Regions from separate parts of the Mus musculus genome. Here region 2 is linked to region 1. The links are chromatin loops, found by intact Hi-C in ENCODE. Cell type or tissue: left cerebral cortex. All regions are shown on one strand. Each heading gives the region's core, and the rest is flanking DNA. Links, peaks and the distances in the headings are about the cores only.

Region 1 (15,235 bases), core at 3,659-11,658:
CTGACCACGTTGGGGACCAGGTCATTGCTCTTCGTCTTGTTTAGTGTGCAAATGGAAAAAGGGAGCCCCTTGGTTACTGGGTGGCCAGGTCTCTGGACACACTGACCTCTGCCAGAGGAGACTGAGCAAGGGCTGGGGGTTCAGGGCACTGGTGCCTGTGGCTGTCAATCCTGCTGCCCTGCTGGCCTGTGGACAGGAACATGGGTCCTAGCAAACAGGCAGAGAAGGCACCTTTCGGGAACTTGGCAAAGGCCTCCCTGTTCACTTTGGAATGTTTCTTTCCTTGAAGCCAGTGCTGGATCTTGGGTCTGTGCTGCTGACGTTTTAGAACATGAGAAAGAGCCGCGGCAGGAGCCAAGTATCTGCCAGACTGTGTCGGGAGAGCCTTTATCATTTCTGTCAGATACATCACAACTCGCTTGTCTTACCATACATCTTCCTAAATGTGACAGAATATTCAGCTGTTATTAATTGAATACTCTCTAATTTAACTGCTTAGCGGGAGAAAGAGTGACTGGTTTGTTTCAACACGTAAAACTGGCATCAACCTGTATGTGGCTTTCAGTTCAGTTGCATTGCAGGGACTGGAAGAGTTATTATTGTCTATTCACATGGCATGGCTACCCACGTTTTGCTAGAGTGGCTAAAATTCAGTTTATTGTTCTAAAATAGAGGGTGCTGTGGGAAAGAGAAAGGGAAAGAAGGAGAGATTACAAATGAACACACGTGAGTTTATGGGCTATTGTTATTATTGTTATCATCATCATGATGATTTCAGCCTGTTGTGCTCATATGTCACAACCTTTGAAATAGCTCAACACACCTGGATGGTGACACACTAGGGAGCTCTCTCTCTCTCTCTCGCTCTCTCTTAAGCTTAAAACACTGTACTTGGATATTCTGCCTTTGCCTTTCTAACAATTAAAATACACAGAGCCTCACATTACATCACTGTCCAGCTACCGTGATGTTAAAATGTCAAAGCCATCCCGACGAGACTAAGAGTTTTAGAGATAAGATTTTAAGAGACTAAAGGTGGATTTGGGCATAGGGGATACAGCTTGCCTCTCACCAGATCTTTGGTAAAAGAACAAGAAACTTGTCCATCTACCCTCTTTCTCTCAGCTACCCTAAGAAACATAACTGACTGAAGATCCCTTGTCATCCAATTTACGCGAGCCAGAGATCCTACAGAACTTGGGTGAATTTAAACAATACATTTATGGATACACAATTCTATTCCTTTAAAGATAAAAGGTGCACTCTGCTTCAAACTACATTAACATTTATTATCTTTTTCCTCAACAAAATGGATTTGAAGCATGGTAATAAGTAGAAGCCGGACTGGGCTTGGATAGAACACAGTAAATGAAACAAAACAAAGGGCGGTGTCCCTAACTGCCACAGAGGTCGCAGGGCATGCTTCAGCACTTTGCAGAGATGGATGAGAACTCTAAGGCTGAGGACAGGAAAGAGCATACCTACAGTCCTTTCAATCGCCCATCATGGGACTATTAGCTTGAGCGTTCTGGAAAATATTATTACCCCCAGGGCGCCATGTAACTCCCCGGCTCCTGACAAGCTGCCAACATGGCTTTCTCTGGGCTGCAAAGTTGGAGCTCCTCTGGCAGGCTGCCAGGGTTTTAAGAAGGCTCTGGGGGCCCAAGGTGCCTCCTGGTGCCAGTCAGCATTCATTGAAAAACCCAATTCAGAGGGGAAAAGGCTCCCTTGCTTCATCCATTGCACAGAGGCGAGCTGGCATCTAAGGAGCGTGTATGCTGGCACACTGCCCCTGGTTTTAGGGGCTGGCTTTTGCTGTGGATGGCATGGAGAAGGGGATTATTTGCACTGTGGCTTTTGATGTAAGCCATCATTGTCATATCATATGAATGGCAGTGCACAGGGATGGCTGATCACAAAACCTGGTCTGCTGTCCCTCCGCACGCACATTGTCCTATGAACCCCAAGTCTTTCCTACAAAAGACTTTTCTAGATTTTTTTTCTCCCTTTGTAATCTTATGGAAAATAGCGGCCTGAGATAGAAGCTTAATTTTTCTGTTAAGGAAAAGCTCATTTTAATTTGAGCACCGCAAAACATGTTAAAAATTGTAAGTTTTCTTTCTTTCTTTCTTTCTTTCTTTCTTTCTTTCTTTCTTTCTTTCTTTCTTTCTTTCTTTCTTTCTTTTTTTCTTTTCTGAGAGATAATTTACAGGTTTGTGTCTAGAGAGGCTGTGCACATATGCTCTAACTTGCAGTTTCTTGCTCTCTGCTGCGATTTTTAAAAAGATGCACTTGGCTTCAAGATCTCAAGATAGCCTAATGTCACCTACAGGGTTATGGTAGTGCATGACATCAATTGTATAGTTCAAGATAGGAGTTTATGTAGTGGGAAAATCACTGCTGTAGATTTGACTCACGAGAGGGAAACAGATTGGATAATTCCTGGTGTATTTCTTGGCTCACTAAGTTCAAGGCTTAAGGGGAAATGGAGGACGGAAATGTGGGTAACATACATTATGATTCTGTGTACAAAGATACATCTGCGTTTAGGCTTTTGATATGTAAACCAAAAGGATGCACTGTGGGATTGAGAGAGTTTCTAACACAGTCAACAGCAACGTGAAAGTCATATGATCCAAACGTCAGTGTTTAAATCTGGGTAACGACCGTCTCAGTGAGAATCGAGCTTTGATATTATATGCCAGAACTTATTGATGTGTTCAACTATCTTAGCTCTGCTACACAGTGCCACAGTGCGAAGTGTAGGTAATTTGAAGCTCAGGGTGTAGAGGATTACTTAGCAGTCAAGGCGAACAATTCTTTCTAGGATCCTGTCTAAGATGGCAGAGTCCACTGCCCCCCACGCCCCACGCCCCCCCGAACTAAGAGTTTGGTAGAGGAATATATATAAGATATATTGGTTCAGGAACACAGAACATGGTAGAAGGTATGTACCATGATGTTGATGGGATGGCCAAGACTTTAAAAGGTCAAGTTCACAAAGGATAGAGAAGAAAAGCCAGGAAATGCTGTAATTTTCACACAGTTCTCACGATGGGAAAGTTTTGAAGTAAAAAGCCTTTCGGAAGATAATGTTTGAGCCCCAATATCGAAGCCTGAACTTATTCACTGAAGATTCATATTTTTAATTAACGACTAAAGTTTGACCAAATTAGGAATACTCAAAGGGCTGATCAAAAGAAGATAAACAGCAGCCAGCCACCCCGAAGTCACCTTTGAACTTTGAAAATCTGCTGTTATCTTACCGGCCCTTTTAATCATAGAAACTATATTACCGTTTAGCGTGCTTGGCCAGTGAAGTCAGCATGCCCCACCTGTTGTCGATTGAGTGTTGAGGGGGAGAGAAAGGTTTCGTGAGAGGCGTTTGCCAAGCTCATTGAAGCCTTGTTTTTGTAACCTCTAAGTCATGCTCTTCGTATTCCATAACCCAGCACATTTCCATTAGGGTGACCACACTAGGTTGCGTTGACCCGGGAAGACTTGCTGGGCTTTGTCAAGCACCAGGCTGATTCACGCTGCAACGCAAGGCCATAGTTAGCTTCTCTGTGGGCTGCCCATGGTGAACCTTCCAATCTGATAGGATCCAGTAAATATTCGGAGCTTTTTTTAGTGTTTCTCACTAAAACATTTTTACTGTTGTGATTGAACGCTGTAGGCCATGGCTTTGGAGATAATTAGACTTCAGGGGAGGCAGAACAATGGAAAGTATCTGAATTTTCACTTACAGACGAGTGTTCTCCAAACCTTCCAGTGGTCCCTGAACATCCTTGACCATCTCCAGCTCCTGGTCGCATGGCACTGTACATCTTACAACAGTTTTTCTTGAGTCCTCTGATTTTACCATCTCAAACCTTCATCATTTTCTTCCCTCGACGAGTCTCTGATCTGTGAGTTGGAGCCTTGCGTTCACAAAACGCTGTTGGTTATTTTTACCACTTCGGTGGCCGCTTCAGACAACCGCCGTTTTCCTTGTTCATTATTGCTTAAATATATCAATGCATGGTGTCACAGCTTATGGCTAATAAAACTCCCACTCTGAGCGACTGCAGTGTGGCTTCGTGGGAACTGACATCCTGAGCTGCAGGCGGGCTCTGGACAGGCAGGTTTCCTATGTGACCTGATGCCAGGGATTGATTCTGGCTCTGCCGAGAGAGGAGGCCATAGGAGAGATGATGCAAGGTCCCTGCTTAATTGTCCCTGGCACAGGCTGGGAGGAAGGTGATTGCTGGTGCTAGTGGTTGCATGGAAGCCTGCTTGCTCATACTGCCTGCCTTTTTTCTCTATCGATATACCACAGCCTTGCTGGAACTTCTATACTTGGCCAGTCAAGGGACTATGCATGACAGTCAAGGGAGTTCTAATACATAATTAGACAGTGCCTTCTAAAGTGTGGTAGTAGATTATGTCCCTACCCCTTAATACCAGTAAGCAGGAAGCTTGAAACGAAGATCTTTTGTAGGCAGTCAATCCTATAGGAATATATTAAGTACCTACTGTGTTCTCTGGGCACTGTACCTAGCATACAGTAGGTACTCAGTCAGGGCCAGGCCTAATGCAAGTGAAGAGAAAGTAAAGTTTTAAAGCGGAGCAGCTAAAACCTCTGCTCAGCAGCAGCTAGGATAATGTACACTGGATGTGAAAGCGACGGCAGGCCCAGTCTCTCCATTCTGAGTAATTGACTATATGCATAAAAAAAAAAAACCAACAACAACAACAAAAAAAAAACAACCCATGTGGCTTATAGGCTTTTGTTTAATGTTTTTCATACCACAATACATTAATTTTCATAGAGAGCATCAGTTCAGTGTAACTTGCCGTGTAACTTCACAGGGGAGAGGATGGTGACAGAGGAAACCATTATGCAGGCCACCAGTTATAGCTTGATTTGGCTGAGCCCAAATACCAGAACCATCTAGCAAAAACCACACCTAAGATGGTCCATGCCAAGCCCTGCCTTGATATGTGGCACTGAGACAGGGTTGGTTGGTTGGTTTTGCTTTGTTTTTTTAAGGTGGAGGGAAGAGAGCCACTTTCTCCTTTCTCTGATGTCACCAAGTCTAATGCACAGGAAAATGCCAGGTGCCTTGCTGGTTAGTGTGGACTCCTGGGTGGCTGGTTCGGGAGCTTCGTCTGCTGGCTCCCATTTAGGATCTTTCTCTCTTTCTTTTTTTTTTTCCTTTCTCCTTTTTAAAAGAAAGAAAAGCATAAGGAAAACATTTGCTTTGACATTGAATCCACCCCCACAAGTCACAGTAATTGCAGGGCCCAGAGGAGGGGAAAAAAAAACCTATCGTTCCAATTTGGGGCCAAGCAGCCTTTACAACATTGGATGGGGCGAAGCTAGGCTGCAGCAGGGCTGCCCTGGATCAGGTGGACGGGGAGAGGGCGCAGAGCTTGCGGCCATGAAGGAGTTTTCTCATCAGGAGATTGTGGATAATAAACTGACTTACCTGGGGCTATCTGGGAAGATGACACCAGGCATGACTCTTTGTGTAGCCCTTGGTATCGTAGGGCATTTTGGCCAAAAACGTAAAGAAGGAGTCTGATGCCAGTTTGCACAATAGATAGGACCTCTTTGCCTCCCCGTGGGCCTGGCCAGATCCCCGTTTTGATCAGCAGCCTGAGAATCCCCGTGGAAACAGAGCTCCCAGAGACTCCCACCACCCCGGCTTCCTCCTGCAGGCTCCGCGTGTCTGTGAAAGTTCAAATACTGAGTCAAGTTTATTGTTTCTATCTCGTTTATTTTAAGTATAGTTTTACACTTTATTATGTGCAGTGACATCTTAAATGGAGCCTGTCACTCCATCTTGACTGCTGCTAGGGGCTAGAGCCACTTACCGTGTCACCATTTCAGCAGCCCTGATTAACGGTATCAGAGCGAGCAGCTCCAACTTCGCCCTCCCCAAAAAATAGCACCCCTTATTTACATGAAGCAAAGCACGGAGGAGCAGCATCCAGGATCTGAAGTTGGAGGGCTTCCAAACGAGTGAAGTTTGGGGTGAAATCATATTCTCTTTCTCTCCTTTCCTTTCTTTCCCTCCCTCCTTCTCCCTCCCCTTTCTTCCCTCCCTCCTTTCTTGTCTCCTCTTTCATCTACCCTTCTGCCCTCCCCCCTTTCCTGTGCTCTTCAGATGTGAACTCTGTTCCATGGTCTTTTCTCTCTAACATGTTTTAATGCACTCTCTGGGTTCTCGACAACACCAGTTTGTTTGTAATTTTTCCAGTATCTTTTTTTTTTTTAAAGAAGCGAACCAAACTCAAAGAACTTTCTTTTCTTGCTCTCTCCTTGCTGGTTGCAAGTCAGTGTTTGAGCCCTGTCACCATGTGAGGTAGCCTAGAGTAATTTGAATATTTCATTCTCCCGGCTGCTAATGCAGCCTGTGTTGCAGATGGCGCGGGCTTCATCCTTCTGGGCTTGGTTCAATTATAAATGAAAGTAGGGAGCTGAGATTTTTTTTTGTCTCTGCGTACTTGGGATAATACAATAAAGCTTGCTGGGTAGGAATGTCTCGAATCACTATGGATGCTTCCCAGTTATCTCCCTTCTCAGTTCCTAGGGGCAGCAGTAAAGAGCCAGCACTGTTTCTTGCCAGCACTATTCTTTTCCCTCTCCCTTGAACTAAGGCAGTATCCCTAAAATAAGAGCAAACCTTCCCACCTTAACCGCCCGCCTTTTTCTTCCACCAGTCTCCTTCCACAGTCTTCTTACGTTTCTTTCTCAGAGGTAGTCAGGATGACCATGTGACTTCTTGCATAAAGAAGGTTTCTGAAGTAAAACCTTCAGAGTCCTGAGCCCCTTACTTAGGGACACACTGGTGGCCAGAGAGCAGAATCTCTCCTCAGTGTAGTACATACACCCAGCGTGCCACATCAGTGGATAAAAATAGAATACACGAATATGGCAAATTATGCAAACTTGTGAATGTAATTTTGTATGCACAGAACTCATTAGAAACTCATGGTATTTCAGATGTGTGTGTGTGTGTGTGTGTGTGTGTGTGTGTGTGTGTGTGTGTGGTGGGTGAACACACACCCAAAGGCTTGAGAGTTTGATGTATTAAAGGGATGTTCTAAACACACCCAATCTGTATTCTTATATTGGGACACGATTTTATGGGCAGTTTAGTGACCACTAAGACACAGTGCTTATCTGAACCTTTATTTTGTGGAATTCCAAGTGAGAGGTTTTTTTCTCTAAACCTCCAAGTCATAGCCATGGGGTATTACAGATGTTCTCAAATAAAAAGTTGATTCTCATATCTGCCAGTAACTTCAAAGAATTCGGAGATCACTGACCGTGCGTCTCTTAGATTGACAGCGGGCCTGGCAGTAGGCTATCCAGACAATCCATGACAAGTATATTTATTTAGCTCTTTCCTCTAAACTGATTTGCAACACCCCACTTCTGGGTTTTGTTTTGTTTCTGTGTGTGTTAAAATCTTCATAAAGTTAAACAGGGCTGTAGATTTCTAGTGTCTCCTAGCCACGCATCTTTATGAGTTTATGTGATCATGGTGAAAGATCATGGGACCTACAGAGTAACGGCTGATGTAAGAGAGAAAGTCAGAGCTGGTGAATGTGACTCAGCGATGGGGCATTTGACTAGCATGCATGAGACCCTGACTTCAACCATACAACCAACAAAACAGAAGATTGTTCAAGGCTAGCGAGGTGGCGCAGTGGGTAGAGTTATTGTTTATGTGTGCTTGAGCACCTAAGATCCCCAGCACGCACATAGAACCTGGACACAGTGGCTTCTGTCTACAACCCCAGCTCTGGAAGTGAGTGTAGAGAGAGAGAAGAATCTTTGGGGATTGCTGGCCAGCCAGTCTAGAGAATGGGTGAATTTCAGTTTAGTGAGTGACATCTCAAAACATAAGGTGGAGAATGATGACTGAAGACACCCAACCGACATCATCCTTTGAGCTCTACATGCAAGCACACACACATTTGGGTGAGCTGATACTCAAGTGCACATATGCTCGCATACACACACACGCACACACACACACACACACACACACACATACATACACGGGGGGGGTGGAGCTGGAGGGGGGGGGAATGAGAATGCTCTATTCAACAGTGGTTTGTGGTATGCCATCTCTTCATGGTACCCTGGTAGCTGGGGATTTGTTTCTGCAGTCTGCTCTGTACATCAACCCCTCCTGTTCCCCAGCCCACACAGACACTCGGCTTCTCATCCCTCATTCTAGAGATGGTACCAAAACAGTGGGTAAACATTTGGAACCTGAGGAGAATTAAAAGCATCTCCACACAAACCTCTCAGATAGCTAAACTAACATCTCTGTAGCAGATTTTTCTGGGAACACAACAATGAGAAATGGTTAATAACCCCTGGTCACCTTCTCCCAACTAATTACCTTGGACTCATTTTCTGCTGATATAAAATCCTGCCAGAGTAATGAAACTGGAGTTCCTAGTCTCAGCTAGTTTCAATTTGTCAATCACTGACCTACTTTTCTCTGTAAATTGGGAATACAATGAAAAATAATCACAAGAGTATTAATATTGGGGTAATAATTTTCAACACATAAAGCACTTTTGAAGGATTTTGTCTCAGTTTTGATTTTCACGGTTATTTTGAAGGAAAACAAAAAAAGATTTCATTTTCTTCTTAGGATCCACATCAGAAAACAAGCTGGGGGAAGCAAAAGAACTTACTACTGAAATCTAGCGTAAATATGTTAGGATTAGGTTTAATGGTAAGTCACAGGCATTATATCCACAGCCTTGTAATATGTCTAAAAGAAGCGATTGGGCTTTTCAAAGTGGTGCTACCACTGACAAAAACATAGACTTCCTTCCTCTCTTTCCTCCATCATCTAAGAAGTGTACTTCCTTGTTTTCTTCAGGACAGCAAGCTCCTAGAGATCTAGACGTCGCATATGCTACCCAGAATAGATAGGTAGGCTTAAAGCCCTTCTAAAGAAGACTTCTCTTGTAAACTGCTTACACTTCTGCTTGGACCACACTGACCACACTGACATATTCACACTTAGTTCTAAGGGAGCCTGAGACGTGCTGCTGTGTGGAACTGTCTTTTAGAAACAAAGCAAGTTCCTTAAATGAGCTTATACATGGTCTTAGCCTTAAACCCCAAGTTTCCCTGAACAGATTAGCCAGGCTAGGTAGTTACTATTGTTGTTGAGATCCGACGTGAATCAGATCTTTGATGTCACCATGTAGAACATGCCAGTGGCAAGCACAGATCTTGTCACAATAAATGTGGATGAAGAGGCCATGACTAGACATCTGTATGGCAGGTTATACCAGCACACAGGAAGCATGCCTGCTTCCCACAGCACAACAGCACTGGCAGGATCATTCCTGGTTGCCAGTCGTGGAGACAGGCAGATGACGTACAGGCCCTGCTGTAATCCTTAGATTGCCTGCCCCTAACATAGCTTGTTCCTTGGTGGCTTGGTAAATCCATATTCTTCCTACCTGTTATTTCCCACCTAAGTCAGAGTACGGTATACAATTTTGAAGACTCTCGGAATCAACTTCTTATTTATTCTATAGCTAGAGGTCAGGGGACCGGCACGCCCCCTATGATCTCAGCAGAGAACTTCTCTTATTATTCATTCTATTTATAGAGGATGAAAACTCAAGCTTCTAAGTACTTGGGCATGTATTTATGCACTGTAGCCCAGAGATGCCATAAATCTTTGTCAGTGAACCCTCACTACCTTGCTACTGCATCATCTGCCCCAGTGGCTTAGGTTAGGGAGACATGGTCCACACCCATATCACCCACAGGGGTCTTTACTTGTGTGTGTGTGTGTGTGTGTGTGTGTGCGTGTGTGTGTGTTTGTGTATTAAATGAAGTGAAGAGAGTGCTTATCTGTTCATGACAGGAAGCAGTTTGTGTGTGTGTCTATGTATGGTGCTTCACATTATATATTAGTTTAGCCTCTTAATGTGATTTTCCTAGGTCACAAATCCATACAGAATGTCTGACAGCATAGTGTGCCCTGACACTTGTGTTGCAGGATTGTGAGGACGACCACATTACTCATAGGTGAGCCCTCTAGTGTCTCCGGAATGTCAGGAGCAGCTTTACGGCGCTGCCCACACAACCACATATTTTATTCAGACCACAGATGTTTGCCCTTATAATTTAGTTGTCTTTGTTTGTTATGACATGATTCTTTCTTCCCCTGCTTTCCTTGCCTTTATAGTTTGATTGGAATATGTCTAAATAGCTATAGTCCTCCTACATGAAAGAGACTATTGGTTGTGGCAACTTTGGCTGAGGTCTGTGCATGGTATTCAGAGGCAGAGTGAAAAGTTACCAGGTAGGAAGCATTTTTCATATCTACATGAGATACTTAGGTGAGTGGGTTTCTTTATGATTTCTGAAACTCCTGTCTGTGTTTATTATAGCAACATTAACAGTGAGATCTGAAGCCACTGATCTACTCATCCAAGGGTTTCTTTCAATCTTGGAAATTGTCGTCACTGTAATTCTCTCCTGAATTAGTCTTCTTCCTTCGAGAGAAGTTCCTTCCTGTCCAGTTCCAGATTCAAATCCTCTTTCAGCTCTGCAGCCTTAGCAGACCAGTGACTTCAACCAGCATTGCATATGTGGCCATCAGCCATATAGGAACATACGACTCCACTCTCAGTATCAGAGGGATGACACTGCAGATGATTCCTTTACGAAAGATGGAAATAGAGTAAAAGGTGCACATATGGCCCCATTACTAATTCTAGCCTGGCAACATTAAATGTTATTTTTTTTTAAATTTGATTGTGTGTGTGTGTGTGTGTAGGTGAATGTATTGATTACTTAAGCATTAGAGCAAGCATCACTTCTTCCCTACTAAGAAAAATGAGTATTGCTCCAGTTTGTTTTGGAAGCTTGGACCAGGAAGCGAGGACTCTGCTTCATCGATGCAGCTGATTGGCTGCAGCTACATGGCTCTTCTCTGATGCCAGATACAAGAGAGAGAATGGCAGGTAGTTGTTCAGCACGAGTCACCTAGCGGAGCAGAGGCAGGCAGTGGGCACTTGTGATGCCCTGTGTGTCCAGATCTCTTCTCATGACTTGGCACATGTCAGCTCAAGATGGCAATCCTGGAAGACAGATGAGATGCACCCACGTTTGCAGCCCAGGAAACAGATGGGGCTCTGAAGGGTGAACCGATATACCTACAGTCAGGTGGCTGGCAGGGCAGAGGCACCGGGATGTAACTCAGGTCTGTCTAGTGATAAAACCATCAAGTGTCTCCAGGGTATCATGGGAACTCTCACTCTGTCAAGCTGGGAAATGCTTCTAGAAATGTCACCATGTGCTAACAGAGCTAGTGGCTGCCTTCTGTCCTCTTGGATGCTTCTAACTTGTTTGAATAAATCAAAAGACATTTCTAGGTGTATCTTGTGCCCTTAGCAAAGTTCTGAATGTGTTGGGAGGGACAGAAGACAGTAAAACTATGGTCCTGGCCTCTGGACGTGTGACTGTCCACAAGCAGTAATAAAGCAATGTGTGGAGGAACCATTGGCCATTGTCGAGTGTCAATAAAAAGCAGGGACCAGGGTTACAACATTCACACAAGCTATCTAGAAACAGAATGGGGAGTGGAGTCTGTGAGAAGCTGAGGAGAGCCTCCAGGATGGCTCTGTTGTGGCCAAGAGGATGGCTGCAAACAGGAGCTCAGAGGGACGGCTGGACAGAGAGGCAGCTGGAGAAGTTGAGGTGTCCACCCCCATCTCCCAAACATCTGCGTTTCCTCACTTCCTGTCTTATTCAGGTGCAGCCATTATCATTGCTCCTTCATGTTTCACAGATAAAGGGTACCACAATGGCACCATTCATGGCATATACTGTGGCCCACGAGGGGCTCTTGAGAAAATGAGACATTAGAGCTAAATGTAACTGAGCAGAACAACTTCAAGGTCACACAGCTAGTGAAAACCCACCTTCCAAGTTCCAAGTTTGGATACCAATAATTTAAGAGCTTTCAGAACTTGGTCTTCCCCATTAGTGTGTTCTAGTTTATAAACATGCTGAATTCCCGAAAATGTCTTTTGATTTCTTTTCTTTAACCTCCACCCCCAACTGTAACCAGTTTTCTGTAAAAGTCATAAAGCTAGATTCCAAGTTCCAACCATAGATAGATGCCTATTGTAAAATAGAAATTAGTTTCATTGTGATGTGCTTAAACTGTGGTCACAAAATAGTTCCCAATGGCTGCAGTATATCCTGAAGCAGGGCTGCCCAGAGAAGTTGTGCGTTCCAGGAAAAAGAAACTGGGGACACCTTTGTTCAAATCACACTGGGCCAATGAGATGACTTGGCAAATAAAAAATAAAAAATAAAAAAAAACTTGCTGTCAAGTCTGTCAAGACCAGGGTTTGATCCCCAGATTATATGATGGAAGAAATGGACTGACTCCTACAAGTCACCCCTTGACTTTCACACAAGGGTTGTTTTTGATGTGCATACACATGTGCATGTGCGCATGCACGTATGTACTCACACGAATGCACACATACAAATATATAAGTGCATGCATTTATTTTTAAGTAGCAAGTGTTTCTTCAGCGTGGTCATGTTAGAGATTTAGTCTTGAGTCCACACTGGTTGTGAGTGGGGCTTTAAGATACTGTACAGCTCTCACATACACAAATACACAAAGCCGGTCCTGGTAGAGGCTTGGCTCTGGAATATAGGGAGTAGCTTTTACAAGCCACATGCTCTCAGTATCTCTGTGAGTGGAGAATGGGAAGGAGAAAGAGACATGGGACGGGATGGGTCTGGAAAGGCCCAGCACGGCAGCTGGGGTGAAGTTCTTGGCGAGTGCACATCTCTGATGGATGCGCTGGACCGCAAGAACATGGTGATTCTCTGTGGCTTACGAAAGTTATCTCTTTGTTAGTCACTCCCAAGGAATTCCGATCTGGAGCAAAGGGGAGCACGGGAAAGAGGGAGGCAGTGCAGGCGGTAAGAAACAGGCCTTCTGAGCGTACCAGGAGCTCAGCTCCGCTCCTTGTGCAGCCTCTGTGGTTCTGACAGTAAGTCTAGATAAGGCCATCCTTTGGAGAAGCCCCAGCACCTTCTGCTTGTCTTTCTGGTACAGAAAAACAGATGGATAAAAAGTTACATGAAAATCACAGCTGCCACTCTGGACAATTAAGCAAAACATGAAATTGCAACAACAACAACAACAACAACAAAACAAAAAAATAAAAAACAAACAAACAAAAAAAAAAACCCCCACAGGGTATTGAAATAGAACAAGATTTCCCAGGAAGGAATCCTGCTGTTTGAACCAGAATGAGGCTTAACTCCGCATCTTCTTAAGGGGAGTGCTAGTGTTTGGTATTCCTGTATTAGAATTCCTGCAGAGACACCTCAGTAACTGTGCCTGCCTAGCAAAGTGACTTTCATTCAAGAAGCAGAGTTAAGCTAAACTGGGGTACCTTTGAGTCATGCTTTCAAGATTGGTTTTGATTATTTTTATATTAACTATATTATCTTTAGTTATTATTATTTTTAAAGGTCTGTGTATGCCCAAGAATATGTGTGAAGTCACCCTTGGAAGGCAGGTGGCGTAAGATATCCTAGCTGAAGTTATAGGTTGCCTCCCATGGGTGCGGAAACCAACTCAGCCCTCTCTGAGCACAGCATGTGTGTTTGGCACTGAACCATCATTTCTAAGCCCTGTCAGAGGGGGCTTGAAAAGGGAGCAAGTGTTAACATTTTGCTTGTGTCATTCAGGTACGTTGGGACAAGCAGGGCTCTATAGTTAATGCCAGTTTTGCTGTACAGTGAAGGACACAAGCTTCGTGATGTTGTCCAGAACTTCTGGGGCTAAGAGTCATAGAGATAGAACTTGGAATCTGAATTCAAAACCCTGGCTCCCTGCACCCACTGTCTTGACACCAACAAAGTGAATACCCACTCTGTCTCATTTCCAACACTAAAAACAAAACAAAACAAAAAAAGGGGCCTACATTGCTACATTGCTTGCAAAGTCACTCAGCTCCCCAACCTTGCCAAGACTCTCGGAGGTCTTTACTATGAACATTGTCTGAAGAGAAGCTAGTGACTGCTTCATGAGTTTGCATTTTTCTCTCCTCCATTTCCTATTGTGTAACACCCAACAGTTACCTGGTAGATGGCCCCAGTCCCCAAGAACCATTGCTTGGGTCTGCAGGAACCATAGAGCCAACAGAAAAGCAGCTTACCACTTTCACAAAAGGAACAGCTCTCTTGCCACTCCAAGCCAGCTCGCTCTGTCTCACCTGTCCCCACCTAGGGCCAAGAACCCATTCACTGACAAAGCCACTCACGTCCATGGGAGTGGATCTGTTCGCCTAGACTTGTACATGTTTGGCTTCCTTACCCATTGGATGCTTTGCCTAAAGGCTTTAAAGGGGCTCCTGAAGAACCTCACGGATGAGTTGTGGGCCTCAGACTACAGACCTGTTCTCTGATTTTATGTCATTTTCTGGTCTCCACACATGACATATGACCTGAGGTAGCTTCATATTTGACTCTGACTGCAGGAAAACATGTACGTCAGGGAAGAATTAGAAACCAGAGATACTACTTATAGGAGAGGATGAAGAGGCCTTCCACCCGCTTGAGAAACCTGGGTGCAACTCCCTTCCCCTTTTTTTCTGTGTTATTTATTTAATGGAGCTAGTAGAACAAGTTCTTTTGTCAGGAGCCCCTGTAAGATCGGATTAGGTTATTGTGTGTGCCTTGCCAATGGAAGTGACATCATAAGCAGGAAGCTTGACTGTGAGAATCTCCGGCCTAGGTACCAAATGGGAACCTTAGATCTGTGGCCGAGATTGTATCGCAAACTGTTTAGGAATGACTGGTCTGTGAGTGACAGGAAAAGGTTTTGTGATATTACTACTACCACCGGGGACTAGCGTCCAGTTTCTGCCTCTTTCACCTGCTCTGTGAAACAGTCTAGACCATGCCTAAGTCTTCACTTTGTGTCTGCGTGCCTGCACTTCCCTGCTTCCCTGCCATCTGACTCTCCCGTCTCAGGTCACAAAATGGTGGTTGACTCCTAGACAGTGCCAGGCTGTCCACGGGGCTCTGAATTAGAGCAAACAAGCCAGGGGCATGCTGAGCTCTCGGGTCATGGAGAATTCTACTTGGAGCACTCTATCACTTTGAGCTGGTTTCAACTTTTCTGAGCAACTTTCTTAAAATATGAGACTTGAA
Region 2 (15,235 bases), core at 3,431-11,430, 180 kb before region 1:
GTGTTCAATTCTCATCTCCTAATTAAAACCTGCTGAGGTAGTGTAGATCAAAGTGGGTGGCTGTGAAAAGAGGTCCGATTCAGGTGCGCAGTGAAGACTTCGCCCATGATTAATATTGGCTACGGTGCCGGGGGTGGGGTGGAAGTGGGGAGAAATTGTCGAATTGGCCAAAATGATGTTCTTATGGTTGGAAGATATTAATCTGTTTGTTGGTTGTTGTTGTTGTTTTTTTAAATTATTGTCAATATGAATATGGTTGGAGTCTTAAAAATAATATTATTTGAAGTTTTATGTGTTATTGATACAGGATGCCTTAAAGGATAGCTTATGAAGTAATGTAATTAGTGATGGTTCCTGTGTGAAGAGGGGTACAAAACAAGATTCTATGGAGAGGATTCCTGACTCGGGGGAGCAGGAACTCGCTTTTATTCTTCCAGTTGAGTGTTGGGAGGCTGGAGAGAGGGAACAGACGGAGGTGTCAGTGGTAGAGCAGACAGTACTGTGTTTAAAATCAGCTTTTATTACTAAGAACCGTGTGATTTCTGTGTTCAGGATCTGGGCTGCCTGTGTATCTTCATGCCTTTGATGCCCTGGGGTAATGAATGCAAAGTGTCTGGAAAGTTGCACAAGTCTTTCATTTCAGTGCCCGTTTCTGTCTGTCTGTCTGTCTGTCTGTCTGTCTGTTTCCCTCTCTTTTTCCAAAACTAGTAAAAAAAAAAAGGTGGTCTAAAAGACCAGGTCACATGCTTCTGTGCTGTCCTGGAACTTTTCTTATTGGGACTATCAAGGCCCACAGCACTGAACAAGTGGCCTTGCTGAGGCCATTCAGGGTAGAGCAGATCTGTGTACTCTGGCCAGGAGCTGGGGTGTGTGTGTGTGTGTGTGTGTGTGTGTGTGTGTGTGTGTGTGTGTGTGTGTGGTGTGTTGTGTTGGCTTGCTGCTGCTTTTGTTTCTTGGGTTTTATTGATTTAGTTGGAAGATTGAGGTAAATAGGAAAACTTACAGAGATGCCTGATCAACCTTTTTGGTATTTAAAAAACAAAAACAAAAAACACGTGCATGATACCTAAGGCAGGCTGCACGGACTGAATTATAGTTGATTGATGGGTATTTAAGTCAGAAATTACTTTGGGATTTTTGAAAAGTAGATGAACTTGAGTGTTTTGCTTTTGAGTGTGGGGAAGTGTTTATTTTGATACTTTATGCTTTTAAAATATAAACGCTAAGGTAAAAAATAAAATGCCAACAAAATATTCAGGTTACAGCTTGCGCTCAGCCTCATGCAGACCCTGTTGAGAGCCACGGCAACAAACTTTACAGATGTGCCTTCCAGCTGTATCGTCAGTCTGGGACCATAGCTGCTTTAAATACAGAATTTGGGTCATTTACAATCAAATTTCCTTTTAAAGAACTGTCACTTGTCCTTTTACATGTTAGCGATAGGCTGCATTTTGCCTGTGTCTACGTGGGCTGGAAAATGGGTTTCTTGGGACTGAAGAATAGGAGAAAAAAGTCAAACATGTTGATTTTCTGAAGGAGGAAAAAAGATCTGCAATATTTAATAAATACTTAAAATTTTTCTTTTTAAAAAATGTTTACACTTCTCTGTCCAAAAAAAAAAAAATCATAAGTTTAAAAGTCAGGAAAGGTGAAAAGAGAGCCTTATTTACTAAAGAGAGGAGTCCGAGACACCTGGGAGCAAGCTGCAATTGTGAGTGAATTTGAATTTTAGCACCTAATAGCTTTCTCTGGCACTCCTCAGCTAAGTTTATACCAAGTGTAATCTGCTCTTGAGTTCAATCAAATAATTGGAGGAGGGTTTAAAAACCGATCCCCCCCCTTTTTAATCCTCTTTTGTCTCTCTGTCTGTCTGTATCCAATTAACACCCCCATCGTGGTGCTGCCGATTGGCTTTTTACCCTTCCCCTTATTTCTCTTTTCACTCCCACCCTTCTCCATCCTGCATGCCACTACCACAGCAGTTATAGGATGGGACACTTCCTTCTCTCCCTGCCCCAGGAAGAGCTAGAGAGGTGTGTGTGTGTGTGTGTGTGTGTGTGTGTGTGTGTGTGTGTGTGAGAGAGAGAGAGAGAGAGAGAGAGAGAGAGAGAGAGGACTGACTGTGGAAGGAAGCTGTGTGTGACTTCAAAAGACACAAGTGACCTTGCTCCTTGAGCAGAACTGGACTGAAATAGCTGTAGACAGTCTGGAAAGGCCTCCGACCGGGTCCCTTTCCGAGCTGGGTGGGAGTATTGGAGATGCTAGCCTTCAAGGCCTGGCAACTGCAAAACCTTTTATTAATTTTTGTTTTTTTTGAAAAGACATCTAAGGAGTGGAGAATTTGGTCCTTTCAGGCTGCATGCCAGGGAGAATGGGCTAAGGAGAGGAAGGAGCAGCAACCATCCCTCCCTCACGAGATACTGGCTTTCCAAGTGAGGCACACGTGCTGTAGACCATCAGTGTGACTCTGAGAGAGTGTCGGGCTGTATGTGTGTGTGTGACTCTGAGAGGGTGTCGGGTGGACTGGAGGGAAGTCATGTCTTGTCTCCAGGCATTTCAGTGCCTTTCCATTCCTTGAAAGTGGGTTTCCAGACAGATGAGCTCCCAAGAAGTGTGAAGAGGGGTAGCGTATGATTTGCTCGTAGCGTCTCAAAAGAGATCGAGGGCAATAGTGTGTTATTTGTTTCCTCACCTGGATAGAACTTGAGAGACAGTTTGCGTGGAGACTCTGCAAGAGGCCGTGTGCAAGGGAGAACATTAGACCTAGAAGTGCCTGAGGTGCAGACTAGGGGCTGTGAGTAGTTCCGGAGGGGCTGAGATCAACTGGAGATTCCGGGACTCAGCTCCCAGCCCGGGCTCGGCCTTTTAAAGGCTTTGCCTCTGTGTTCTGTTGATATCCAAAAATGTTCTCTCATTCTTGGCAAAATTACAAAAATACCCCTGAACCAGTAAACAAACCCAAACCTAGATATTGGCCATACGTAAACACAAAATCATGGGAATTTTTAAAGTAGAGCTCTGGCACCTTTAAAAACATTTTATTTTAGTTATACTTATGTATTTATTTGTGAGGGTGCAGGGTGGGGGAGGTGAGGGAGGAGTGCCATGACAGATGTGTGGAGGTTAGAAAACAACTTTCAGGAACTGGTTCTCGCCTTTCAACGATGCAGGCCCTGGGGATCGAACTCAGGTGTCAGGCTCAGCTGCGAGCACCTTTACTGTCAGAGGTATCTCACAGGCCCCTGGCTTCTATTGTGACCTACCTTGGATGTGTGTCCCTTAGGAAAGCCAAACCTCAAGTTTTGTTCTGAATATCTTTTAGATGGAAGTGGTAATGTCTTTTTCCCCCTTGAGACAGGGTCTCACTCTGTAGCCCTGGAACATGTTATGTGTTATGTATACCAGGCTGGCCTTGAACTCCCAGAGATGGACCTGCCTCTGCCTCTGCATCCCACTGCTGGGATTAAGGGTACAGACAACCACTCCCCCCTTTTTTTCTTTCATCCAGGGCATCCACTCCTTCCTCTTACCTTCTTCACCTGGGTCAAGGGAAGCCGCGGGTTCCCACATCATGCTGTTCCTTCACTGAGGTTGTGCGGAGGGATCTGGGAACACAAAAGTTGGTAAAGATAAACATGGGGTCCCTGAGCTCCCTGTCAGCAGCTCTCTCAGGGCGCCTTTTCATCGACCCCTGTACACGCAGGAACACATACCTGAGGCCCTCTAAAGATGGTGGAGGAGGCTTAGTGTTCCAGGGAATGGGGGTGGGCATGGGAGTGTCTGGGTTTTGCTCGCTTGGCATCTCAAAGACAGCAATTCTTAGCAGTTTGGAAAATGGCTCCCTGGGCATAAAAAGTTCAGGTGTAGATTGTCATGGGACTGGAAAGCCTGCCCCGGCGATGACAGAGGAAGGTCACTAGTGCCTAAAGGCTCTGTGGGGTCAGAGTCCATCCTTTTCGGCCTATGATTTATAGTTTTACCTACATCTGCCCCTGAAAGATTTGTCAATAAGTGGGTATTGGGGTGGGTGCCTCATGCTTTTTGCTCTTTGTATACTTCCAACTGAGCAACTTTCAGACTACAGATAGATTTCTTAATTTTAGGAGGAACTGTGACACTAGCTGGTAGGTAACTACTTGGTTTCTATAGCCAGCCCCCTTGATCTACCACTCTTTGCTGTGTGACCTTCTTTAGGTTGCTAAACTTCTCTGAGACCAATTTTCCTTTTTCTATAAAATGAAGGTCACAGTGATATTTATCTGAAAGTGTTGCTATGGTGACTCTCTCTTGAGATGCTGATACCCACACTTGGGTGTGTGTCATCCTTTTCCTGGTACCTTCCCAAGCTTGACTGTATGGTGAAGGGTCACTGGGAGGACTAAACGATGTAGTATATGCCTAGTGGAAACAGACATGACTGGTGGGTTTTATGGTTTCTGGCCCTGTTTTCTTACATGAAAGAGAGAGACCTGCACCAGATGGTCCCTAAGGGTGAGCCAGTTCCAAGGCTTGAAAGAGGAAAAATTGCTGAATTTAAGGTTAGCTTCTTTTGTTTCTCATGTATTTTCTGCAAGTGAGAATTAGATGTGTTTCATCAGAAGTCGGGCATGGAACAGAGTGATGAAGAGGAAGGTCAGGGCCTTTTAATCATGTTCTTCCTGGACAACTACCGCCTAGCCAGCTAGAATTGCCTGCACGGTGGATAATGTTTGCCCAGCAACACCAACCGGAAACAAGGCATCCTCAGGGTTAAAATATTTTCTCTGAGCATGCCCAGTTGGTGCCTGTCAACCTACTGAGCTTCAAGGTAGGAACTTGTTTTAAAAAAAAAGAAGAAGAAGCCAGAGTCACGTGACCTCTCCCCAAATTCCCAATATGTTCTGTATTTAGGAGAAATGCTATCTTTGTCACTGAGATGGGCTTCATGACACACAGCAGGCTACTGTTTCTTCATGTTATTTTTTTAAAACATATGTTTGAAATGTATTTTATATACCATGAAATTCACCCCTTTGCAAAATACAGCTCAGTGATTTTTAGTGTATTCAGCGAGTCCCCAGTGCCACAATCTAGTTTTAGAACTTGTTGGTCCGCCCCTGACCTAATATTTATCACCAGTCTGGCCATGTCCCTCTTTCCCATGCCTAGACCCTATCAGCCCTTCATCTCACAGTCTGCCTCTCTGCATAGGGCCATTTTACAGGAATATAACCATACCCCATGCCGTGCTTTGTGACTAAGCTCTTCCACTTAACATGTTTTCAAGGTTGGTCTACCTGTTCAACACACATATGAGAACTCTTCCAATCTTTTCTCAACCAAATACTATTTCGCTGAGTGGATCTCTACATTTGTTTCATCCACTGCCAGCTGCTAGACACTTGGGTTCTTTCCCCTTCTTGGCTGTTGTGGATACTGTTGCTGTTCTGTGGATACTGTTGCTGCTCTGTGGATACTGTTGCTGCTCTGTGGATACTGTTGTTGTTCTGTGGATACTGTTGCTGCTCTGTGGATACTTTATTACATTACAGTGTTTGCGTGTCCATGTCTTCTGTACACATAGGAGGGGAAGTACTGGGTCACTTGGTAACTCTATGGCTAGATTGTGAGGGCATGCTAAAATGTTTTTCAGAGTTCCTGCAGTGGATACAGTATTTGAAAATAAACAATAATAATAATAATAAATCAACTACTCCAGGTATACTTCATGGCCTGTTGCTGTTGACATATTCTTGAGTCCTGTTATGCTTGGTGCTGGGTTTTGTCCTCAGCGATCCTGGGCATCCACTTGTGCTAACCTACTCCGTTCTCTGATTGGAGCTCTTTCTTTTCCAAGTTTAGGATCCTGTTGTGTGTCCCCCCCCCCCTCGTCCTTGAGTCAGTCAATCTTTAAGCTCAGTGAAAAGACATACTGTGAAAAGTTTATTTCACCTGAAAATGTGCATGATCAGGAATTCTGTGGCTGTCCTCTCAGGACAGTTAGCACGCTAAAGAGTTAGCAGGGAAAGTCAAAGCAATGAATATGGAACTCTGGAGTAAGGTATGCCACATCCTTGGGGAGGAAGACACTCGGCAACCGTCGGTGGTAACCTTGGATGCTAGACCATGGGCTTGCAGTCAAACCAACCGGGTCAAATCGCATTGGTTATTTGATTTCACAGGGCATCAATTTCCTCATCTGGAGTGAAAACAATACCTAGGACCCAGGCTCTCTTGACAGACTAAACAAGACAACACCAGGAAGCACGGCGTTCAGGGTTTAATGCCTGTGCTCAAGGAACTGCCGCTTGCCGCTCTGGCCCTTTCATACTCTCTGCACCCAGTCCTATAGTTCTCAGACGGAGCACTGCTGTATATATAATTTTAAATTTCTCCATCTAGATTTGCTAGTCACCACATTAAAAGAACAATCAATAAAAAAAAAAAACCAAGCAAAAGGAAACAAGGAAATTAAACATCAGGATTGCATCTCATTTAACCCAAATGTACCTGAATAGTTCAACTAGTAATTGTCCTAAATGTTAGGGCAGTATTTGGTGTTCTGTGTTGTACAGCTTAGATATTGAGCATTGTGTTCCGTATGGGATGTGTCTTAATTCACCAGGTTGTGTTTCTCAAGCTTGCTGGCTACGTGTTACTACCATATTGGTTGGACAGCCAAGCCACTAAATGGCTATCCAGAAGGAATACTTCCTTCTCTGTTTTGGCAAATTAAGACACGTGTGGCTATTGCCTTTTCAAAGTGGATCTGGTGGGTCTATAGCTGGCTGCCCACATATGGACAGGCTTGTTAGAGCATTCTTGTACCCTGAACCCTCTAGAGGGCGGCAGGATGAGCAAGAACGAAGCCAGCCCCCACACCACCTCCTCTGTCTTTCTAAATCACTTCTCTCCATAACTGCTCATCTGTGGTTCTCTACCCCTAACAAAATCTCAGAGGTTCCCTAAAATAACCGAGTGGGCCGAACAGCCATCTCGCTATCTTTAGCTGCAAGAGAGTGGGAACCAGTCGGCGGACTCCATAGTTGATATAATCGCTAGACTAAGCTGCTAGACTGCATTTGAAGCCTGGTGCTCTCACTGTCTCTGTGTTAGCATGTCATTTCGAGAATACCAGTTTCTCCTTTGGCTCTCAGCCTTCCTGGTCTGCGTGGATATAGAGACTCACTAGTCCGACCCTACATTCTGCAGGCTATGAGGTCCTACATAACCCACTGTCAAGCATAGACACACACACTTGGAGGCAGGCGGAGCTGTTTATGAGAGAATTCTCTCTCGTTAAGATGGCAGTTCTAATTTAGCCTGGGAATCCCTGTATCTTTTCTAGGCGGTCACATAAAGTTGGTTATGGTGGTGCTACGGCTACTTCTATCAATCAAGCTGAATTGGATAAGACAAACTGAGAAGGGGGGAAAGGGGTGGAATTTGAAGAAAAAAATGTTTATGACGGAAGCCTTCGGCTGGGGGCCAGTGTGCTGTCATCTACCTGCTGGCTTGGCAACGGCAGCAAATAATGTTGCATGTGTACTATGTATTTGTAACTGTGGGATCCTAGATTGGAAATCTCATGGAATGTATGAGGAAACATGTTCTACCTTTCTGTTGCTCATGAAGTCAAGCCCAGAAAGTTTGGAAGTCTTGAGTTTGCTTCCACCATAGACCTGTCGTGTGACTTGGTGATCTTCTGTCATTCCTCATAACTGTCAGTGAAACGTTTTGGAAATGTTATTAAAGTGAGTTTTTTTGGTTTTTGTTTTGTTTTTTGTTTTGTTTTTTTTTTGTTTTTGATTATTATTATTATTATTACTTTTTTTTAAAAAGAAAGATGCTTGGTTTTACCTGCAAATGTGTTAACAGCCAGGGGAAAAAGGAAAGTTGACATTTTTGTCTTGCTTTCAGACCAGTTGAATCTGCCAGCAGCAGCTCAAAGGAATACATTTACCTGGTGGTCTGGGCTAAACTAAACCTGGAAAAGAGTAGCAGGTTGTTTTTTTTTTTTCCACTGAAGGTTTTGGGTGATTTGAGATCTCAAGTGTTGCCGCTCTCAGGAGATTTCTAATAATTACCACTGTTAATAGGGCTGAAACTTGGCATTTATATTTCGTCCCTAACAAAGAAAGCCTCCTTGAGAGAACCCGGCTGAGCCCAGCTGGCATCCTTCTGGAAGGCGGGAGCAGCTAGCTCTGAGAGCCCAGAGCTAATTCTTTGCCACACAGGGCAAGCAGAGGCTGGAGCCTCCTCCTAGCAGCCCACATGAACACACAGTTAAAACAAAGAGCAGGCACCTGGGCTCAGCTCGCCTTTGTGTGGCCCTCTTGCTAGGGAGTCTGTAATCATCTCTAAGGCCTTAGGAGGATAAATCCCAAGTAGGTATCGGTCAGTGGTGATGCTGGCTAGATAGGAGTAAGAAGTCATGGTGTGGTTTGGGGAGCTGAATCCTTTGCAGGGGATGAGGGGAAGAATAAAGAAGGAGAGAGAGAGAGAGAGAGAGAGAGAGAGAGAGAGAGAGAGAGAGAGAGAGAGCACCCAACAATAAATAAGAATATTCAAGACATAAGAAAGTGTTTTTTGCCTTAATCAGGGGAAGAAATGAGAAATTGAGGGTGTTGGAGGAAGTTGGGGTGGTAAAGGAGTTTGATGAAGAGCCTGGTGCTCAGGGGACAGATCCTCCCAAGGCACAATCTCACATGAGGATCTGAGCCTAACAGAGGCACCAGGGTGTAGTGGCTGAGTCATCACAGATCCACAACAGACTAGCCCTGGTACAGCCCTGCAGCAGCTGGGAATGCACAGGGAGGCTGTTAGGCAGACACTCAGGGTCACTCTCGGGGTCTTGTCTCAAGTCCCCAGTGCAGATCTGCAAGGCTTGAGCTGAACTTTGCTACCCCGGTGCTTGGCCCTGGAGGCCGAGGATCGGCTGGGAGCACTGCAGGCCAGGCTCCTCTCATTCCTCCAGGCTGACCCCAAGGGTGACAGGAGAACGGTCTTCCTGGAAAGCATCCTCTTGCTCTGGAGTCTTGCTTCCTTTACGGAACACTTTTAGTGTGGGGCTGGATTCCCCGATGATGCCAGCAGGGCCCCCAGGCTTCCTACTCTGGGCTGTGCCTGTGCTGTTTGGGCTTCCAGCAGTGGGGGCTGCTTTCTCAAATGCACGCTTCAACCCTGGAGGAGGTTTTGCATAAAGAAGTGAGATTCGGTAGGGGGTGGGGTAGGGGCAGCTCTTTCCTTAGTTGCCTCTGTTTCATCTCTGATCAACAAATAGCCCAGTTGTTGCTTCATCTATCGAATTGGATTAAATCGCAAAACTTGGAGTTACTCTGAAATCCCTCCCATCCTGCCTTCTTTATCTCTCAGCTATTATGGGGAGTGCAGCACTTACCCTGGGGAAATTTTTAACCCTAAGAACCTTGATGTACTTTAAACAGCTTTGACATTTGTTAAGCTTGGTGTGATTTCTTGAACACTCAGAGAAGGCTCCAGGACTTCTATGCTACCTAGTTTCTTGTATGTCCCCTTGCCTTGTTTCAGAGACTTGTGTGAAGAGAGGCCTTTAGCCACCTGATTTTTGCCAGTTTTTAGAAACCCGGACAACTTCTTTGGGGTACTGTGAACACAGTTGTGTCCCCTCCCCCACCAAGCTGGCTGGAGCCAGGGCAGGAAGGGGCTGTCATCAGGCTTCTGCTGAAAGTCCCTGGACTTTATTTTTCTTCTTCGAAAGTTACACTTGGAAAGATGCACTTGACGTGAAGTTGTTATTCTTCAATGGATCTGTGTGCTTTTCTGTGATTGCCCATCTACAGCATGGTGGGGCGGCACCCCCTTACCCCGGAAACGTAGCATTGCATTCTTGTGGGCAGGCAGAAGCCAGCCACGTTGGTGTGCCTCACAACTAGGAAACATATCTATGACTTAGTTCTCTCCATAAATTTTCAAGAGCCTAGTGTCTGACCAGTCCACAGAAGAACTAGGCTCATTATAAGCTCCATAGGATCTTTCCCTTCCTTGTGCTCCTGGGGTAGAGGATGGAAGGGTTCTTTCTGGTGCAGGTCAGGCGTTCCCTGTGTAATGTGGATTGGCACAGGTGCAGCTAAGATAGAAGGAGAGCAACACTAACAGCTGTCTAGTGACAGTGAAAGAGACAGGGAGGCAGTTGCTTATCCTTACTTACCTCCTCTCCTGGGTGTCTCTGTCCAGGCTGGGATGTTTTGGTAGCATCGTTGATGGTTTTTATCAATACAAAGGAAATCTCCTCGCTGGCTCTGTTTTGGCCTAAGTATGCATAGGCTAGTTGACATGCTAAGATCCCCGTGTCATCTACCCCTTCACCTGTAATGCCACCTCATGAATATCACTTGTGTGGAGGCCATATGAGGTTATATTATTTATAAGCAAACTTTACCAAATATCTATAGACATCTGTTGGGGAACTACTGGCTGAGTCGAGAAAAAGTTCAACTCTCCTCTGGTTGGATTGATGTATTCAGTGTAGAAGTATATGTGTTTAGGGGTCTTTGTGTGGCTTGACATGGCCAAAGAAGAATCCCATATTCTGTCTCCACCTTCTTACTGCTTTAGTCATGGACAAATATGTATGTCTCTTGCCTGCTGGCCAGATCACTGTGAAGGAGGAAGAACAAGGCTATGCCAACCACAGCACTTACATTTAAGAAGCTCACAGTCCCACAGGGTGCCTGAGTCACGGTCATAGTCACTGTACCATGGGACATTGACTCAAGCCTGTAGACAAGAGTGGGACATGTTTTTAGGACCAGGAACATGGCTATAAAAGTCTTCAGAACCAGGTTTCATGGCCACCCTGGCCGCCCCATGGAGAAAGAAGCATGCTGGCTTTGAAGCAAATGGTTCTAATTTTATGCTTAGGCAGTCTGAGAAATTACTATGTTTGAGGCCTTGCCTGTTGTTTAAGTAACCTCTTTCATTTCCGCCTTGCCTTTCCCTCTTCAGACGCTCTTGTTCTCTTCCTCCCCTGGGCCAGCCCCTCCCCCCACCCCCTTCCAAATTGCTATTTGCCAAACTTGTGACCTGAGACCACTTGGCATTTCCCTGGGATGGCTGGAATTTACCACCCTCCGAATAGGTATTCTGTGACATTTGTTCACCTGGGCAGCTTAAGCTTCGTGGCCTCTATCTGCCAGGGAGGAAGCTTGAAATTTGCCTCTGTGCTCCAGGGTTCTTGCTAGCAGGGAGACAAACAATGGTGTGCCCTGGAAGGTGGAATTAATTTTTATCATGGTGAACACGCACATATAATATGTATATACTCATATGCACATTTATTATGTGTTTCATAAATGCATGTAGACAATTGGCGCATTATCTGTCATTCTCTAGTCATTATTTTAACAAATTCGATTTTCATGGTTAGCTTCATCTTGCACGTTCATCCCCGCCCCTCCACCGCTCTTCTGTTTCTTCATCCCCTTCCATGCTAGGAGAAGACTTAGGATTCACTTACGGCTCCTTGAGGCCTCCTACTTTAGACCACCTGTTTAGGATCCCTGTTTATAAGGTTTATAATACTTGGAATGATGGCTTTCCCACTGTGGCCTGCCCTTCTGCTGGTAAGGAAATAGCTACCTGTCTCTTTACATCAAACTGGTCTGAGAACTTGTTCAATGCAGTTACCAGGACAGACTAGCCCTGGAGGCTTCTTTGACCCCCAAGAATGTGAAAACTCACCCACCACCGTCTGTCTGTCTGGCTATCAACCAAGGTAGAGAAGCGGGCTGTGTAGCTAGAGAAACTGTTGCTTTGTGCTTGTGTCCTCTAAGTGATCCCGGGACATGAGGGATGGGGCAAGATTGGCGGGCAGACAGGCAAGATGGTGGGCAGACAGGCAAGATGGCCGGCAGACAGGCTGACGTGGTTCATCTCTGAGTGAGACTGGGTAGAATATAGAATACATCAGCAAAAACAGAGTCCTCCCTTTTCAGTGGGACAGAAACTTCTGTCCACATGTCAGTGACTGGATGTGCCAAAGCCCTTGCTATATCTGGAGCTACTGTCACTATTCCAGTGTTCGGAGACAGGGGATTGAGGCTCACAGTTTAAGGAGGGTCCCTCAATGCACAGTGCCTGAGAAGCTGAGGCAGGACCTGTTTTACCCAATGGAAATTGTTCTCCACAAGCATCCATCTTTAGGAAGTGGCTCTTCAGGTAGGAATTCTTCTGGGAGGCTCAGGAATCCACACCCAGTTGTATAAATCTCATCTAGATGACTTCCCTGCACTCATTTCTGGTCCTGTTTCTTGGCTCAAAACAATTGAGCTGCCCCAGGACTGTCCTCGCAGCCACATGTGCATAGAAAGAGGGTTAAGGTAAATGTAAAAAAAAAAAAATGTAAGTCTAAATTCTTCATAGGGCCCACTGCCCATTTTCATTAGGCCTTTGGCCATTTCCATTCAGGCAATGAGCGTGACTTTTAACAAGTGGTCTCCGTCTGGCTTGACCATCCTAGCTGTGTGTACTACCTCAGAAACTTACCATTTGGACAGAAACCCATCCTCAGGAGGCCCAGGGCATTATTCATACAAACGTTTCTGGCCTTGCCTTCTTCCTGTTCTCTTAGCCTTCTGCATAAGGGGCCCTTCCATGATTCCTTGGCACCACTGAAGAGCCCTGATTCTTCAGTTCCACAGCCACCCTTGGCTCAAGACTAAAACTTCTCTCTTTTTCCCACGTGGCACGTGTGTGGTTTGTGTGTCTGAGTTTTGGAGATGGAAAATCTGCTTCCCAAGATGTCCCAGTGGTCCAGAGAGCAGCCTGCTAGACACTATGGGGGGAGGTGCAACTTTGTCATGGTGTCACCTCCTTCATCTCAGGTGTAGGAAGAGGGCAGATTAGTAACAACAATAATAAATCAATGCATCTATGTGTAACATTCTATAAAAAGTCAAGTCATCTCTGTGTAATGTTATTGTTTAGAAGACAGTACCACACCCAGAAGACCTTCAGAAGGGACATGAAATAAATTCACTTTTAGTCAAACTACCCAAGCTCAGAACCCAATCTCCATTTGGGGTTTCCTTGTGTTTACACCCTCTCCCTGTCATTTTCTGATGCTAGGCTCAGGGACCAGATTCTCTTCTTTTTCTGAGCACGCATGCATCTTGTTTATTCATTGCTCACCTCACATCGACGAAGGCCTTTGGCAGCTAAGTAAGATGGCCAAGTGGTCCAAGGGACTTGGCTAAATAGAGGTGAAAGGCATTTAAAATAAATGCAAGGGATGGTTAGTAGGCGAAACGGTGGATGTTGGCCATCCTTCCTCTTTACCAACTTCCCAGGCTGCCCTTTAGATTAACTTAGCAGCTTCTTCACTTGAGACTCTAGAGACAGTGGCTATGGTTTTGACTTAGCCTTTCTAAGCAACAATAGCAAAGGAAAAACAAAAAAGATTCACTTCAAAGTTTTAAAAAGTTAGAATCGAATATATGAATAAGTTGTGTAGGGAAAGCAGAATCTTTTTTTTCTTATGCAAAATTTATTTCTTATTGTAGAGCAGAAAGGATTCCAGAAGTGGCACAATGGGCGTCATTCTTGAAGATATAATAAATTATTATATTTTACTGAAGCCCTTAATACAGACTTCCATTATAATTATTGGTTTACGATCCATTTTCCTCATTAGACTGTGGATTTCTTGAAAATAATTTGTGTAGATTTTAATGTCCACAAACCAGCAGCTACTCAATATTCTTGGCCCAGATACCATTAAGAAACTTATGATCTGCTACAAACAAGCACAGGCATAGATCTATTGGGTCAAGAAGTGCCATACAGAGGTATAAACATTTTATCTTTTGTAAAATAGTTTGTAAGATTGCTTAAAATACTTGCTCAGTTCATCTTGCTGTAGCTTGTGGGTTGAATTCTTTTAGTCAAGAGAGATGGGGAACAAACCACCAGAATGAAGTTACCTCTAACAGGACAGGTGACTATCATAGATTTTTTTCCCTTTCACATCAGTTAGTTCTATTATAGGACGTCGGTCCCATGCCTGAGTCATAGGATGAGAGTGGGTGGGGACATTTTTCCAGTCTGCTGTTAACCTAGCAAATTTGACGAGGAGACCTATGGTTCAAGGCATCTTGAACAGCAAGGTGCCTCTACCTCTACCTCCTCCCCATAGATAACTATGAATCCCAAGACCAGGAAAGACGTTTGATTTGAACATACATATGAAATAGAAACTTGAGAAGCAAACAACGACTATTATAAGCATGTAATTTTTAGTTGTTTGTTCAGACTTTTACAGCAGAGAGTTTTCACCTTATTTCCCTTTTCATCTCATTGCATTGGTAAGCCAAGCATATGCAAGACTGAACCTTGTCCTTACATTGCTTACCTTTGGGAGAAAAGCATTTGGGGCAGCTTTGGTCAAGTGTGCTCTTAAGGTGTGACCGGAACCAGTCTCTCCTGAGATTGTGAGCTTCACCTTGGAAATGCTGAACTAGCTAGTCAGACTGTAGTCCATTGCTTGTCTGAAATGGTGCATTATATATAGAATCTCCGTCTCTCTCTGTCTTAGTCTCTCTCTGTATATGTGTGTCTGTTTAAATTATTTGATTTTGTTATATGTGTATGGGTGTTTTGCCTGCATCTTTATACCAGTTATGTGCCTGGTGCCCTTGGAAGCTAGAAGAGAGAGCATCATATCTTCTGAAACTGCATTCACAGATGGCTGTGAGCCCCCATGTGGTTGCTGGGAATGGAACGTGTATCCTCTGGAAGAACAACCAGTGCCCTTAACCACTGATCCATCTCTCCAGACTCCCAGTAAATGTTTTTTGATACTCAACAAACGTTACTAGAGGAAGCAGAGAAGGAGGGGGAAAGTCACAGATAGTTTATCTCTATCTACTTTGGGTTTAATTATTTTAGACTGAGTGAGCATCTTATGAAGTTGTTTTTAAAGTCAGTGTTCTCTGCCCTAAGGGTGCCAGCTTCTAAATTTTGCGTAGGGTTTGCACGTGATGAGTGGAAGCGAGCCATGGGATGGAAATGCCTTCAGTGAAGTGCACACCCAGAGAAGTTTGTGGTTCAATCAACCTGTTAGTGAATGGGGGGCGGGGGTGGGTGAGGGAGTTCATGAATAGCGTCTCTGTTTTCTGAGCTGTGATCTTGGACTTTGGGATTAGGAAGTGTGAGAGGGTTTCTGTGGAGGAGATGATGGGGTGGGAGGTGTGCACACGGGGACACATGAGAACCGTGT

Evidence for each region. A loop is a pair of places that touch in the nucleus more often than their neighbours do. Peaks named below come from ENCODE experiments on the same cell type or tissue, not always from the same donor. Only the 100,000 strongest peaks of a DNase experiment are listed, where the experiment ranks them.
Region 2: a loop joins it to region 1, with 2.5 times the contacts of the local background. A loop is called at or near these places in 2 of 42 quality-filtered maps.

The regions. Positions count from the first base shown.
Region 1 is chr1:168,232,209-168,247,443 of GRCm38, reverse strand. All of the region lies in intron 2 of Pbx1 (pre B cell leukemia homeobox 1), which reads left to right. Among named protein-coding and RNA genes, the nearest start is that of Gm51671, 110 kb to the left of the region's middle. In left cerebral cortex, for the core only: no CTCF peak of the experiment used is centred there; DNase peaks (open chromatin) are centred at 5,761, 6,424 and 6,666; H3K27ac peaks cover 2,379 bases.
Region 2 is chr1:168,410,817-168,426,051 of GRCm38, reverse strand. The region is part of intron 2 of Pbx1 (pre B cell leukemia homeobox 1); the gene reads left to right. Among named protein-coding and RNA genes, the nearest start is that of Pbx1, 14 kb to the left of the region's middle. In left cerebral cortex, for the core only: a CTCF peak has its summit at 6,803 (motif pointing right); DNase peaks (open chromatin) are centred at 6,171, 6,934, 8,188, 8,767 and 2 more places; H3K27ac peaks cover 570 bases.